2 separate regions of the Homo sapiens genome follow, and region 2 is linked to region 1. Evidence: chromatin contacts called from ENCODE Hi-C or POLR2A ChIA-PET data. All regions are on one chromosome and are shown on one strand. Each heading gives the region's core, a stretch centred on a gene start or an enhancer-like site at or near the end of the contact. The rest is flanking DNA. Distances are from core to core; before and after follow the strand shown. Region 1 overlaps GPR84-AS1 (GPR84, ZNF385A, ITGA5 and GTSF1 antisense RNA 1). Region 2 holds the start of PDE1B (phosphodiesterase 1B).

The links. A loop is a pair of places that touch in the nucleus more often than their neighbours do. ChIA-PET counts read pairs that join two places held with the same protein, here RNA polymerase II (POLR2A). Pooled maps may share reads with other maps.
Region 2: a loop to region 1 is called in a pooled map, with 3 times the contacts of the local background. The contact joins the promoter of PDE1B here to the enhancer-like site in region 1. A Hi-C loop is called at or near these places in 1 of 50 pooled maps. POLR2A ChIA-PET finds 5 or more read pairs at or near these places in 8 of 52 experiments (HCT116, Panc1, T-cell and 3 more).

The regions. Positions count from the first base shown.
Region 1 is chr12:54,421,275-54,428,868 of GRCh38, forward strand. GPR84-AS1 (GPR84, ZNF385A, ITGA5 and GTSF1 antisense RNA 1) reads left to right here. Exons shown (of 4, transcript NR_120487.1): 3 at 6,583-6,651. Among named protein-coding and RNA genes, the nearest start is that of ITGA5, 5.8 kb to the left of the region's middle. Within about 2 kb of position 2,042, at least 5 of the 41 ENCODE cell types and tissues checked have a DNase peak (open chromatin) inside an H3K27ac peak, as active enhancers do.
Region 2 is chr12:54,546,218-54,553,811 of GRCh38, forward strand. PDE1B (phosphodiesterase 1B) reads left to right here and starts at 3,384. Exons shown (of 16, transcript NM_000924.4): 1 at 3,384-3,555; 2 at 3,643-3,768. The coding sequence starts at 3,656. NCKAP1L (NCK associated protein 1 like) reads left to right here. Exons shown (of 31, transcript NM_005337.5): 31 at 1-2,026. RefSeq lists enhancers at 242-786, 3,934-4,562 and a silencer at 3,309-3,368.

The DNA.
Region 1 (7,594 bases), core at 792-3,291:
TCCTCCCAGGAGCCTTGGTGGGGGACAGGGGACATAGCGTCCTGCCCCAGTCCTCCTCCCCACTCCACCCCTAGCCTTGGCCAACTCAAACAGGCCCCCTCCCTGTCCATTCCCTGCTCCTGTTTACACCGGGAGCCCCTTAGTCATTCTTTGGCTGGCCTTTCTACTCTCCCCAATATCCCTCCTCTCTTGGCTCTTTCTGCCCTTATAAGTCCTCTCCCAGTGGCCCCAACACCTCCTGCCTTTCCTCTCACCATGCCTGCCTTTGCCTGATCCTCTCTTCCTCTGCTCTGGGTTCGTCCTTAACTTGGGGTCCCCTCCTAATTAGAGCTACTTCAGCACAGACCTCCAGGCCTGGAAGCTGACCTAGAAAGGCCAGTGAGGAGGGGATAGAAGCCATCAGTCCAATCTTCTCCTTCAGAAGAGGAAATGGGTGTAGAGAGATGAAGTGATTTGTCCAGGGTCATATGGCTAGCCAGTTAGCGGTGAGCCTAGAACCTAAGTGTTTAGACTCCAGACCCAGTGCCTTCTCCTCTAAGCCCACTGCCCCTCTAAATGATCTATCTCCTCTCAGCTTTTTCTTTCTATCTTGTATATCTCTCAGCCTTTCTCTGGCCAAGTTTGTGTGTCTCCAAGTGCCTCTGCTTTTTCTCTTAAACCTGACCTCTTTGGTACCCTCTGTCCCTTCATTGCTCAGTAGGAATGATTTGCTGTGATGACTGACCATTATTAATCATGGTCTGCTTGATGGAGAGGAAGAAGGGTGAAGGGCAAGGCCAGGACACTCAGCAGGCTCCTGTTGTCGCCAGCCTGCTTGCCCTGAAGGCTGGAGTTTTAGAACCACAAGAGTGAATTTCCACAGAGGAGTTCAGGATACAGGTGCAAGTTCTAACGCCAGGGGTCATGCTGAATTTTAGTAGTGTGGAAGAGGGGTGGGGAGTACTGATAATGGTTTATTTAGCACATGCTGTATTCCTGGCCCTGGGCTTGACCTTTAATCTGCCTCTATCCCATTTATCCCAACTTATCCAGCACTGAAGGTATCATGATCCTCATTTTACTGTTAGGAAATCGAAGCCTAAAGGAGAGAAGTGACTAAGCGAAGGCCAACAGAAAGGGGCAGAGGTAAATCCAAACCCAATCCCAGTAGATTTCAGAGCCGTTGCTTTTCCCACTGCAATGTCAGCCCTGTAAACCGGCTGGGTTTCTACAGAGGTATGGGGGAAGATTCTAGAGTAGGAATTATAACCTAGATCCATTGTCCTTGGGGTGGGGTGGGGGAAGATTGGGTATACAATCCATTAATCCTCTGAAACTGGATGGAAGTTTTTGTTTATATGCATGTGATTTCTCTGGGGTGAGACTCAGTGGCTTCTTTAAGATTCTCAAATGCCTGGAAATTCTGAGAACACTAAGGCTGGATGCCTTGGTTTTAAGAAACAGACTCAGGTCTTGTTGGGCTGTAAAAAGTCTGATTGGGTAGAGGTGGTAGAGGCTGAGGTGTCCATGAAATAAAACTTCCTAGGCTGGGTGCAGTGGCTCATGCCTGTAATCCCAGCACTTTGGGAGGCCATGGTGGGTAGATCACGAGGTCAGAAGTTTGAGACTAGCTTGGCCAACATGGTGAAACCCCGTCTCTAGTAAAAATACAAAAATTAGCCACGCGTGGTGGTGGGTGCCTGTAATCCCAGCTACTTGGGAGGCTGAGGCAGGAGAATTGCTTGAACCTTGGGAGGCAGAGGTTGCAGTGACCTGAGATTGCACCATTGCACTCCAGCCTGGGTGACAGAACGAGACTCCATCTCAAAAACAAAACAAGACAAAAACAAACAAGCAAACAAAGAAGTTGGATCTCACAGAGGGAAGGAAGGTGGGATATTTAGGAAAATTATGAAGCTGAAGGCGGGGGTGGGGGGATTTCCAGAAGTAGAATAGGAGCCCAGTTATACCAGGATCCAGAGACTGCTGAAGCTGGGGAGTTGTTCTGTGTGTGTGTGCGTGTATGTCTAAGAAAGGGAAATTGGAAAGTACAGGAGTAGACCATTTGCACCCTCAGGCTCTGTTGCTTCTCTGACTCAGGTCTCTGCCTAGAGGAACTGAGGGCTCTATCATCTGTGAGTCACCTCCACCATCCCTACCCGCTGTCTGACCCAGGAGAAACCCCTCCCCTGTGTCCTATGCCTAAAATAAACCCAGGCTCCTCTCCTTTTTCTATCCCCAGTTTGCACAGAGCACAGGAGGGGTGGATGGAAGATGTTTACTAGGGTGACAAAAGCAGACCTTAGCAATAAGATTCGTGGGTTCTATTGTTGCTCCAGGACTCCGAACCCAGTGATTAAGACTGTGACTAGAGCCAGATGTCGTGGCTCACGCCTGTAATCTCAGCACTTTGGGAGGCTGAGGCGGGTGGATCACCTGAGGTCAGGAGTTTGAGACCAGCCTGGTTAACATGGTGAAACCCCGTCTCTACTAAAAATACAAAAAATTAGCTGGGCATGGTGGCGGGAGCCTGTAATCCCAGCTACTCAGGAGTTTGAGGCAGGAGAATCGTTTGAACCCGGGAGGTGGAGGTGGCAGTGAGCCGAGATAGCATCATTGCACTCCAGCCTGGGCGACAGAGAGAGACTCAGACTCAAAACAAACAAACAAACAAAAAAAACCTGTGACTAGATACCTCTGTGGAGACCAAACTGGGAGTTTTTCCAGGCGAGACTAGGTTGGAGAGGCACATGGAGACAGGGACTAGGGGATGGGCACTGACAGGAAAGGAGCAGAGCTAAGAGGACACTGGGATACAAGATATAAGACCCAGGAATCCAGATTAAGCAGATCAATGGGAAGGAATTTCCCCCACTCTTGCTAATGTCTTCTCTTCCAAAAGTTCTTCAGTTTTTCTTATTTATTTATTTATTTATTTATTTATGGCATATTTAGAGGCACCAGAATGCTATGGCAAAATGTAACAACCCCAGATAGGAAGTTAAAAGGAAAATAAGATCCTCTGGGGTGTCCTAAGCATTGACCTCATTTTATTTGCTTACTCATGCCACCCCCATGACTTTCCTTTCTCTCCCCTTTGCTGCCTTGTACCTACCTCTGGAGAGGAAAGGGGTGCCTGAATCTTCTCAGCTCAAAGGCCTGGCAGTCAGAGGAGAGAACCATCCGGGGTGGGAGCTGTGGGTGGGAGTGTCAGCTTCTTGGGATGGCCTTCCCAGATGTAAGCACATCTGGAGCCCATCAGGAAGGGACCTGGAGCACCAGGATTCCCAGTGCACATCCGATTGGGGCTATGAGGGGTTGAGGATGAGCCAGGCGTTCCCTCCCACCTCCACAAGTCTGCCTGCCATTTCCAGCCCTCTCTTGGGAAGGATTATCAATCCCAGACAGAAAGGGCATTGGAAAGAGGTTGGGGAGGAAGGCAGGAGGGCCACCGATTGCACTCCAAACCCAGACATGCTATGTTACTAGCTTCAGCTCTTTCTGGCTTTATAGAGATAACAGCATCTCTGATCAGGTAGGAATCAGGGTGTGTGTGTGTATGTGTAGAGCATAGTGTGCCATTAGTCCTTAACACAATGGCACAAAGTTGGGGATGGGGCACAGCATGTCCCTCTCCTTGCTTTTCATAAGTCTTCCTCATGAGCTCTCTGGACCTCTGGCGCTCCTCATCTCTCTACCTCCAAACACATACACTCCTTCCTTGGCTGCAAATTCCTCCCTGTCCATCATCACCTCACAATGAGCACATTTGTTTTCCAGAGATCATGTACAGGGCTAAGAATAGGTCCATCCCCTTGCCTTTCTCTTCAGGGAGAGCTAACCTGTTGGGGTGCTGAACTAGGGGATAAGTGGGGTTTACAGAAATTCCTGCAAAGGTTCCAAGTGTCCCCAGCAGCCAGTGCATAAAAGTAAAATGGAGAGTCTCTGGGGCTGAGATTTATGAGCCCAGTAATATGGAGCACTCCTGGGAAGCAGAGCCCCCTCCTTTTCTTCCAGAGCTATAACTTGAGGAGGAACAAAGCCTTAGAAGATTCTTAACCCCTGGACTCCAAGGTTGAGGCTTACTAAATTGAGATAATAGTATAAAAGAAAGTAATGTTGTATACAGTTTATACATTCACAATTCACAAGTGATTACTTCTGGGTCTAATGTACAAAAATATATTGGACTTCCTACCTTACCTGCAGTAAAGGTTGAATTGCATTCTGTCCTTTGAATACCCACACCCCCGACCTCTGGCCTCAGTCCTTGATTGGACTTCAAAGCCCTAAGGGAGAAGCCAAGAGGAGGAGCTTTCTGACCCTTCAGTTTATATTCCTTTCAACAGATGTCCAGCAGTTGGGAGGTTGGGTACCCTCTTCCAGTCTCTAATCTACATGTGGCTAGAGGGTTCCAGATGACAGAATTGTGGAACTGGGAGGTAGGGCTAGGGCTTCCAGGTCTCTGAGATAGAAAAGGGGTGTGTGATGAGATTGACCTGGGAAGAAGAGAAGTTTGGGGTTTGATTAAAGGGCTGGGTGCCTAGGAACAGGAACGGTGGGATGGCACTCCAAGCTTTCACCTCTAGGGAGAGTGGCCCTCCCTTCAGGCCACACTCTTCCATCCAGTCGGCCAGGGCTGGCCACACCCCCACAGCTGGCTGGGAAATCTCAACCCTACCCCTCTCTACAAGCCAATTGCTTACAGATGTTCTAGGAAGGGGGGTTGTTGAGAGGAGGAAGGGCAGGATAGGGGTAAAGGGAAGGAAAACTCAAGGAAAGAGGGAAGACTCATGGAAGGGAGAGAAGAAGTTATGGCCAGGTGGGGAAGCCTGTCAGATGGTGAAGAAGTCAGAGAGAAAGAAACAGTTGAAGAAAGAAAGAGAGAAAATGAAAAAAGGGTCTCATTTTCCCCTGAAATCCACCCTACTCTTTGCAGGCAAATTAATCTTCCTAAACCAAGGCTCTGATGATGTTACTTCTCAGATCAAAACCTTTCATGGCTCCAACATTTTAACTACTAAAGATCTGTCTGCTCTAAGATTCCTAGAATTGTGCAAGGGACATTAACTAATAAGTGCCATTGATCTAAGTAGTATATATTTTTGAGTGCTTACTATGTATAAAGCTCTGTGGGCTATGCTGGGGAGAAAAAGGAGGGAGAAGGAGGGGGAAATGGGTGAGGTTGGAGACATAAATAAGAGCAAAGAGGTAGACAGAGAGGGTTCCGCGAGAGGAAAAGACAGAGGGGCAAGGGATTGGTGAAGGAGAAGGGGGTGGAGGAACCAGGAAGGAGGATCCTAGAAAGATGGTAGGAGAGAGGAAAGGAGAAAGGAAAGGGGAAGCGCATAATAGAGATGGGGGACAGAGGGAAAGGAACGTGAGGAGAGGGAGGGCAGGGGTGCAGAGTCATGGAGAGTGGGAAATATACTTTGGAAGACTGGATGGAGAGACTAATCCTTTCCTCCTGCCAGGTCAGGAACTCTTCATTGGCCAATGAGAGGCAGTGTAACACTGGTCTGCTCCTTCCTCTGCCACCCCCAGCTTCCCATTTAGGACCCAGCTTTCTATGTCCTTTGTCATTTTGGGGTCATTGAGTTGAATCTATTCTTGAGTTCCCTGCCCTCCCACTCCCACCCCGGGGGACCAATTTCTGAAGTCATCTTCCCCCCACTTATTACACTGCAACCTAGTCTCCCTTGTCTTTTTTGGTCCATCTTTGGATTTATTTCCCTGAAGTGGGTGGGCAGGAATGAAGCAGACTAGAGGTGCTTCCAGATCTGTTCCGCCCTTCATCAGTGTCCACCCTTCCCCTCTGAACCAGTCCAAGACTGCGACATTTGTGTCAGAAGTCCCTTTGGCCCCTTTCCTGCTCCTGAATCCCTGGAGTGGTATTTGGAGGTGGGAGGAGGGGTAAGGTCCGAAGTGGAAAGTCTGACGCTGAGTCCAGGCCCCCAGCCCCACTCAGACTGGCTGAGCTCATCTCTCCAAGCAACCGCAGCTGGACATTTTCCATGTGATCACCTCAGGGAGGGGGGCTGGGTTCCAGAAACCCAGACAGAGTTGACTGAGTATCACAGCTTAGGAACAGAGCACCCTCAGGTGCCTCCTCTCCGCCTTCTCCTGTGTTTTGCATGGGAAAGCCCTGGGGGAGTAGCAAGGAATGGAGAAACAGACCTGGAGAAGGGCCAAAGCTGGAATATATTTTGGGCCCAAGTTGACCCAGGTTTCTACATCTTTCCCATGTTCACCATTTGTGCTGGCCAGGCTGGGAAAAGATCCTGTGTGATGTGAATGTGCCTGTGAGGTGAAAATCTCCCTCTCTGTGTGTGTATGGTCTGAAAACCTGAACATGCTTGTGTTGGTGTATTTGCATGGGTGGGGTATCTGTATCCTGATCTGTCAATAGGCTAAAGTTGGGGGTGTGTGTGTGTGTGTGTGTGTGTGTGTGTGTGTGAGGTGTGATTGCCCCTGCTCTCTTGCCAGTGCAGTGGGAGGTGAGATAGCAGTTTGGGGAAGAGGGCTGCCTGTTCTTACAACTCTCCCAACCCTCCCCACTACCACATCCCTTCCCAAACTCATGGTGTTCTCTTTCAACTGCAGATACTGGAGGGCCAGAGAAAGCAAGCTTGAAACAGAGAGGAACGGGTCACTTTGGTGGAGGAAATTGGGGTAAGGGAGCTTCTGGAACTGGCTAACATGGGAGTGATCATCTAGCTATTGATGCAGGGGCTGCTGTGAGAATAGCCCCGGCCTCTGCCATGAAGGCTGCTGAGCTGGAAGCTTTAGAGGGCGTTTCGTGTGGGTCTCTGCACTCCTTTCCCTACTCTGCCCTGGGCCTGAGATGTCTGGACAGGCTGGAGGAGGTTGGTGGAGAGGCAGGGAAGGGTATGGGCAGGAAGCACTTGGCTGTTTGTTCCCTCTCTTTCCTGACTCCTTTGTGGCAGCAGACTGGCTTCCTTCCTTCTCTCAGCATCTTGGCTCCCAGCTCATTTCCGCTTTTATGCCTTTAGTCTGGCTCTCAGCCTTGCACAGCGGAGTTTTTCCAAGCCGGGTCTTCTGGGCATAGGGACTCCTAGATGAGTGGGGCAGGGGCTGAGGAATGCAAATGAGATGTCAGTGTGCCCTTCCCTCAGCCCATTCAAAGTCTGTAGCCCTGGATTGAATGAACTGGAGGAGAAGCTTATTTGCCAGGGGATGGGAAGCAGAAACCCAGGTGTTTGGTTACCTGGGGCCTGCCTCTCCTTCAGCCTGAGATATGGAGAGAGCAGGGCTGGAAGGACTCCCTACCCCCACCTCAGCCTCGCTTCCCGCTCTGCGTCCCTACTTGGCTGTCCTTGCTTCAGTCTGCCCCTGCCCCACCTCCCACCTCCAGCTACTGCCCTACAAGTCAAGGAATGTAAGTTTTATTTCTCACCCTCTCATTGATTAGTCATGGGCACCCCGATCCCCACGGGAACCGTTACTCACCCTTGGGCCCCCCCTCACCAGCAGTCTCCCCAGAACTGGCTGGGTTCCTGTAGGAGGAGTTCACAGCCAGCCGTTGGACTTGGGGGGAGGTAGTGGGGGTTGTGGGTGGTGGGCAGTGTCCTGGAGACAGCCACTTTTGGAACAG
Region 2 (7,594 bases), core at 2,134-4,633, 130 kb after region 1:
GCGTAGTAGTTCCTGCCTGTAGTCCTAGCTACTTGGAAGGCTGAGGTGGGGAGGATCGCTTGAGTCCGGGAGGCAGAGGTTGCAGTGAGCGAAGATGATGCCATTGCACTCCAGTCTGGGTGACAGAGCAAGATCCTGTCTCACAAAAAAAAAAAAAAAAAAAAATGCAGAAGGTCCAGGGCCTGGCCAAGGGGATGATGCCCTGTAGCACTTTGCTTTGCAGGAAGGGAACAACTGTGCTGTGAATACCAGGATCCAGGAGGGAGGGAGGGTATATCTGTGTCCCCCAGCTAGGGACAAGGCTTCCTTAACCTTAGGTCCTCATGCTTATATTAGTTCTTCTCCAACAAAGTTTGACTTTGAGAAGAAGCTGGCACATGGCTGAAATGCACTCACGCGGTTGGGGGAAGAGTGTTCTTCCAGTCCTCCTCCCCACAGGGCCTCCTGCTTCTCCTAAGTACCTGTCATCAAAGGAGATGAAGATGAATCCCCCTTCAGCCCCCACACCTCAATGAGTTGTCAAGTACTCTCCCTCCCACTTGAATAGGAAGCAGGAGCAGCAGGCCAGGTTGCAGGTTGAGGAAGTCAGAAGTTAACTTGAGCTGAGTTTGCAGCTCTGGAGAGATTGAGGAGCAGACTTTTCTCTTGTCACTTTGGAAGGAGAGGATTGTGAGGCTGCCCCTTTAAATAGCATTCCCGTAGGAGGCAGATCACATCCATCCGTCACCTACTGCCAAAGCATCATTTTTGGTTTCTATCAAACTCAAAGCTTGTTGGAAAGGATTGTGGGGTTAGGGGAGTGAGGAGGCAGAGCCTCCTAGGGGTAGGGGGCAGTTTAGAAGCTGAAAAGGAGAGGAATGAGAAGGAGCCTGGGAAAGGTGGGGGATGAGGACAAGAGGAAAAGACAGGGAGAGAATAGTTGTCTTTTGAGCCTCAGAGTGGAACAAGTATACCCAATTCTTATCTGTTTAGAGACGCAGCAAGGTAGAAATGGGATTGTATTGCAACAAGAGGAATGAGGTTGAGACTAAACACCAGGACTGGTGACTAAAGAAAGTGAAAGGAGCCACAGAGTGAAAAAGGCTGATAGACTTGGCTCTGGTTTTATCACTTACTCTCTGTGAGACCCTATAATTTTTCTGGGTTAGTTTAGTTCTCATTTATTTTTATTTTTACTTTTTCCATCAAACTGTGTTGTCTATGAAGTTTTCCCATTTATTAAATGAAGGGAATTAGAGTGGATGAACTCTAATGTCTCTTTCACGAATAACTTTGTGTGTGTGTGCGTGTGTGTGTGTGTGTGTGTGTGTGTGTGTGAATTAGCCTTAAAATGAATCAGGAGCAGGGGGTCTTGGGAGAGCAGGATGTGACACTGTGTTAACAAGAAATGTTGAGAGAGCCCTCTGGATGTATGTCTTGCCTCTTTCCCACCTATTCTAGTTTAAAGACCTGCCTAAATTTGGAAACTCCTTAGCTCTAATCCTAATTTACTAATTAGAGCTCTTTAGCACCATCCTAATTTGCAATTCTTTTGTAGTTTCCAGCCCATTTCATTTTCAGTTGATAAGGAGGAGATTGCTCCCAAATTTTCAGAAATGGACTGTGTAGGAGTGTGACTAGGGTCTCAGATGCAGCCATTTCTTGGCTGGGTCTGGGGAAAAGCCAAGGGATGTGTGCTAAAGGTAGATGGACAGAGGGTGGGAAGTCCCTTATTATTTCCACTTTTTTCTCCATCTCTGACTCTGCCATCTCTTTCTGCCTCTGTACTTTCTGGGAGCTGGTTCTGCTGATACTTCTGCTGAATCTAAATGCTGACCTAACTTGGCAATTCTTTTATGTTAGGAGTCTTAGCTGTGACAGTTCATCCGCTTCTTCGCCCTTCCATTTCACTTCTTTTCTCCTTCTCTGACTGGGAGAGGAGGAGCCTCCACTCAGTATTTAGAACAGAGTAAATACCTTCTCCTGATCACTCCTCCTTCCAACCTCCAGAATTTTTTGAAATTAAAATTCACATTCTGGGATCCTGGATTAGTGGCCTGTTTTGGATTCAGTAGTTAGTGAATATATCTCCACTTTCTGTTGACATAGGAGTTTCCCCAATGCCAAAGCAGGTGGTCATTAAGGGAGAGAACAATATGGAGCAAGAGAGGTGGTTCCTGCAAGAGTCCTAGGTAGGACTCGGTTGGATGGAGGAGGCTTTGCCCTTTTACAAGGTCTTGAGTTCAAATTCCAGTTCACTCCTTCCACAAATGTTTATTAACCAGCTAGGCTGTTTTGTGCTGGGCCTTTAGCTCCTAGATTTCTTTCTCTGAAGACAGAACAGAAAAAATGAGCTGGAAGTGCTTCAGGAGGGGTTTTGATATCAGGAATGCTTTCCTGGCTGTGTAGAGTTATTACCTAGTCAAAGAAGAAGATGTTAAGCTGGGTGCGGTGGCTCACACCTGTAATCCCACCACTTTGGGAGGCCGACGTGGGCGGATCACGAGGTCAGGAGTTGGAGACCAGCCTGGCCAATATAGTGAAACCCCATCTCTACTAAAAAATACAAAAATTAGCCGGCGTGGTGGCCCGCGCCTGTAGTCCCAGCTACTCCAGGAGGCTGAGGCAGGAGAATCGCTGGAACTGGGGAGGCAGAGGTTGCAGTGAGCCGAGATCGCGCCACTGCACTGCAGCCTGGGCGACACAGACTCCTTCTCAAAAAAAAAAAAAAAAAAAAAAAAAAAAAAAAAGATGCCTGCTCTGGAGAGCTTTGAACTTGGAAGAAATTCCTATCTGCTAGGCGGGCAGGCAGAAGTACCATGGAGAAGGCCACAGTCTTGGAGACAGGTGGGGAAGATCAAGCTGAGGGACCCGAGGCCAAGTGTGGGATGCCATCACAGCTCAGGGCACACCCTGAACTTTTCCAAGACAGGAGCACAGGTGGGGTCTGGTCCGACTGGGTTCCGAGTCCAGATCTAGCAGGGAAAGATGTGTGCTCATCCCCTACCCCGCACTCAGACATGGGACACGCAGGCAGCTAGGCACACGTGGATACATGGAACCACAACCACATACACAGAAACTCAAAACACACGGAGAGAACCCACACAACCACCCACACCGAAGTCCAGCCCGCCGCCTCCGCTGCACTCTGTAAACACGCACTCACATCCGCCAGTACAGGGCACACGCAGCCACTCGTCCCCGGCGCCTGTGTGCGTGCGCTCGCCCTTGGGCGCTTCTGTCTGTGTGTGCCCCCGGCTTCCAATCGTTCCTTTGGGAGGGGGAGGAGTGGCTGTGAGGAGTGAGAGACTGGCGGGCAGGCTGAGGAGAAGGGAGGGAGAGCAGAGGGAGGGGGGAACCCGGCCGGGGGAGGAGGAGAGAGGCGAGGAGGCGGCTCTGGCAGCGCGCGGCGGCGGCGGCGGTAGCGGCAGCAGCAGCGGCGGTGCGGAGAGCTTGGACTGGGAGCCCAAAGCTCGGCTGGGCAGCGGGAGAGGAGGAGCCGCAGGAGCTGCAGCTCTGCCAGCTTGGGCCGAGCCTAGAGACACCGGCCTGGCTGGTCCACGCCAGCCGCAGGTGGGAAGGGCCTGGGATGGGGGGTGAGGGTCTCTCGGCTGGGGCTGAAGCTGAGCCGAGGTGCTGTCTCCTCCTTCTGTTCCGTAGACCGTGGCTGAGCATGGAGCTGTCCCCCCGCAGTCCTCCGGAGATGCTGGAGGAGTCGGATTGCCCGTCACCCCTGGAGCTGAAGTCAGCCCCCAGCAAGAAGATGTGGATTAAGCTTCGGTCTCTGTAAGTCCCCGGCCCGGGAATGGGGGGAAGGGACCTTAGGGAGCCTGAGCGGGAGGAGGAGGGGGGATAACTGGAGCAGGGCTGTGGGCTGGTAGATTCTCTTTGGCACAGATGTTGGCAGGTGCGAGGAAGCACGGCCCTGACACGCGTGGCCAGGCCACATGTGCAAGGCATGTGCGGAGCAAGCTGGCCAGTTGGAGCGGGCTTAGGAGTTGCAAAGGTAACGATGTGCCTGTGCCTGTGGACCCCAGGCTGACACACGCAGCGCCTAGAGGCAGCACAGTATATGCAGTGTGGCAGGGCTGCAGGAGGGCAGTAGAGGTGCCAGGCTGACTCACACATATCCATGTGCAGAGTTGTGCAGATGTGAGCCACATGACATGTGTGTGCATGAGTGAGCGTGGGTCACAGAGGTATGTGGAGTGATTGCACACAGCTGTAGATCTACTGCATGGGAATACTTGTGCCAACCTGTGGGTCATATGTATCTCAGTTGGGATTGGTAGTTTCTGCCTCATGCACAGGAAGTGGGGTGGGGGTTACCCCATGCCTGAGCTGCTCATCTCTTGGGGCCTGGAAACTCACTCTATGTATTAATGATGAGGGGACCCACGTGGAATCTGGAGGGGGGGTTGGAGCCCCCACCTGGAAGCTGAAGGAGGTGATGATGGTGAAGAAATATTGATTGACAAAGGCAAGGTAACTGGCTTAATCAGAGGCTTTTTGTTTATATAGGGTCTTCCAGGATCTCCAAGCACATTTGGGCATCTTTTCCTATTGTTGCAGTACCAGGGCATGTGGGGAGGAATAAATGGGGGAAGGAAGAACTCAGGTATCTGATACTCCAGTCCCAGGGGAGGAAAGGAACTTTTCCCCTGCTCCTTAGAAAAAAAAGAGGATTGGGTCAAAGACAAGCCATGCACCATGTTTATCTCCCAGTCAGCTGCTGCCATTGGGAAATCTCCGCAGTCTGTTGATTCTTAATCAGGGAACAAGAGAAGATGTCCCTCTCTCCGAGATGAATCCATGGCCCCAGGAAAGAGGAAACAGATAGGAGACTATGGATGTTTAGAGAGGAAACACAGTAAACATAGCCCTGAACCCAGTTCCTCCTCAATGTTCTCCATAGTGAGCACCGAAGCTTTCTATTTCTGGGTTCTGGGAGAGGGAGAGATGGGGGTAGGGGATGGATAGATGCTTATGTTGTATTGTTCTTTAAATACTTCACCTATGGTGATAAGATGACACCTTTTTATGGCAGATGGGTCTGATTTATACACTAGCTACTTGGAGAGGCGTTAGGGAGAACTGAGGCATAGTGGGCAACAAGGCTTGGAATCCAAATGTACTTCTCAGTCCTCCTCCTTGGCTGCCTCTGGCCAATCCAATTTGCTGGGCTCTATGAAGCACAGCCTTGGAATGAGTTCTGGGATGAAGAAATGGAAAACCAGATTGAACTGATTTTTGTTGGGAGGAGCACTGTGTGATTCTTGATAGAAAATGACGCTGCGTTAATGGTAAATGAGCTGGGGAAAGGGGCAGATAAGGAAGTAGTTGAAAGGTAAAGAAGGGCCCCAGGTCCATAAATGGGAGAATTCAGGATGGCTCCCCTAACACTAGTGGCTCATCATACTTACCTTGCCTGTATTCCAGGTAACAGGGCCCTGCGAAAGAGTGGGTATTACTAGTTTCACTATCTCCCACACATTTCTAACCAAAAGCCTTTCCTGAAAATGAATTGTTGTTTCTTCCTTTAGTGTGAGAAGTGCTCAGTGGTGAGAGAAGAGGATTCCCAGAAGGAGGCATGAAACCTGGGAAGAGAAGGGAGTAGAGGCATCTGTCTCTCCAGAGTGCCTTAGCTGAGATGTCCTTACATGAGATTAGGGTGGACAAGGATCCCTATTCTTATTGATTAGATCATTCTGGTCTTCACTCACTTCAGCAGTCTGGTCCTTAAGAATGCTAGCTTTGTACAATAAATTTACAAGTAAAAAATAAAGCTAGCTACATGTAATATAACTTACCCAAAAAAGTACAATCTCCGGATTATTAATTGGCAGGAATAGATTCCCAGTCTTACGTCCTTAAAGCAGAGAAAGACCTTGAAATCAAGGTAGATCCCAACTTGATCTATGTTGATGGCCTACTGGATTTTGCCTTTTTGAATATTGGGGAGGCTTTGACTATCAGATGAAGGGAAATAAAAGGATTTAGGGCTTTGCTGGGTAAGAGGTGGGAGTTTCCCAACCCTCTCAATGGGATGGTTTCTGAATAGGTGAGAAAGGAGATGTTCCCCCTTTTAAGTGGAAATAAAGATCCCCCTGCCCCTTTGGTCAAGGTGGGAAGGGGTTGCTAAGTCTGGAAATAGGAAATAGACATGATTATCTTAGGACTGGGTACTGCTTGGAAATGGAAACATGGCATATATACTTGTATGTATTTATCTAACTATCTATCTAGATTCTTCTACTCAACACATCCTATTCCCCCCCTTCTACCCTTTTAATTTCTAATCAGGACATCCAGACTTTCTTCAGGGAGACTAGGCCTGGTGTTTTTGACTCTGGATAAAAAGCCCACACTAATATAATAGTGCAGGGCAATTTTTTGTTGGGAAGAGCATCCAAGAATTCTGTTTCCCACACTAAGACCCTGTCAAAAATAAATTCAGAATCTAATCTGTATCATATGAGCTGAAGAGAATCTCTTAACTGTGTGATTTTACCCCTATTTTCAGAACAATTTCTCTAATTAAGCAAACTCATAAACTGAGGCATGAGAGAGGGTGAAAGAGGCCATCTGGAGATGATGAGTTGGCCAGGATGATTTTCAGCATCTGTAACCCTAAGAGGAAGTATTTGACTTGGCTGTCCACCCTTCTCTGAGATCAGAGGGCTTTAGGGAATGGGAAGAAGACCAGAAGAGATAGAAATGATTTTCTGTGTCTTTTGTGATTCAAGAAAAACGATGAGCAGACATTGGTTTGCCATCCTCAGCTCATTTATTTATCCAACAACTATTTCTTGAGTGCCTTCTATGGACCAGGTGGCATGCTGGATGCTGAGAATACAGTCGGTGGTGGACAAAACAGACATAGTCCCTCTTCCTACAGAGCTTGTAACCTGCTTCAACTCCATCAAGTGGTGTAGAGAGGCAGGGGGCTCTGTATTCCCTGTTTTGCTACACCCACCCAAGTGATGAAATTCTACCACTCTGGGTTTCTGCCTCATTTTTTCTTTAGGGGGGTTATATACATAGGAAAAGCATAAATATGAGTTCTCTTTTTCCCAGGATGGTACAAACACCACTCTCTTTTCTCTGCTCCAGTTTCTCTTGGAATTTTACATTTTACAGATGGAACTTCCCCCTTCCTTTGGGACAGTATAGACATAGTCCCTTTCTCTTTTTCTTTCCCCACATGGTACGCACTCGGGACCCTCAAAGTCTAGGCTCAATGTTCTATGCTGTGGTTCAAGGTCATTATAGATGAGCTGGAGCAGGGACCCCACTGGGGATTATTTTTGCTTATCTTTGTTTCATCAGAGTCTAGTGTGATACCTTGAACATAACAGGCACTCAATAAATGCTGTTAAATAAAGGAATGAACAAATGAAATAGTGAATATATGTACATATGTTACGAGGTCCAGTTCTGTCTCTGGTTCTGTGGTGCGTGTATACCTCCGTGTTTGTTGAGTGGCGGGGGGAGGAGTAGGAAATGGAGGTGGAGGAAAGGGAGATGATGATGATGCTGTTTTTTTGAGAGGGTGATGCTTAAAAGATATGGGGTTTAGGGACCTCAGGACAGAGCCTGGAACTGAAGGAGT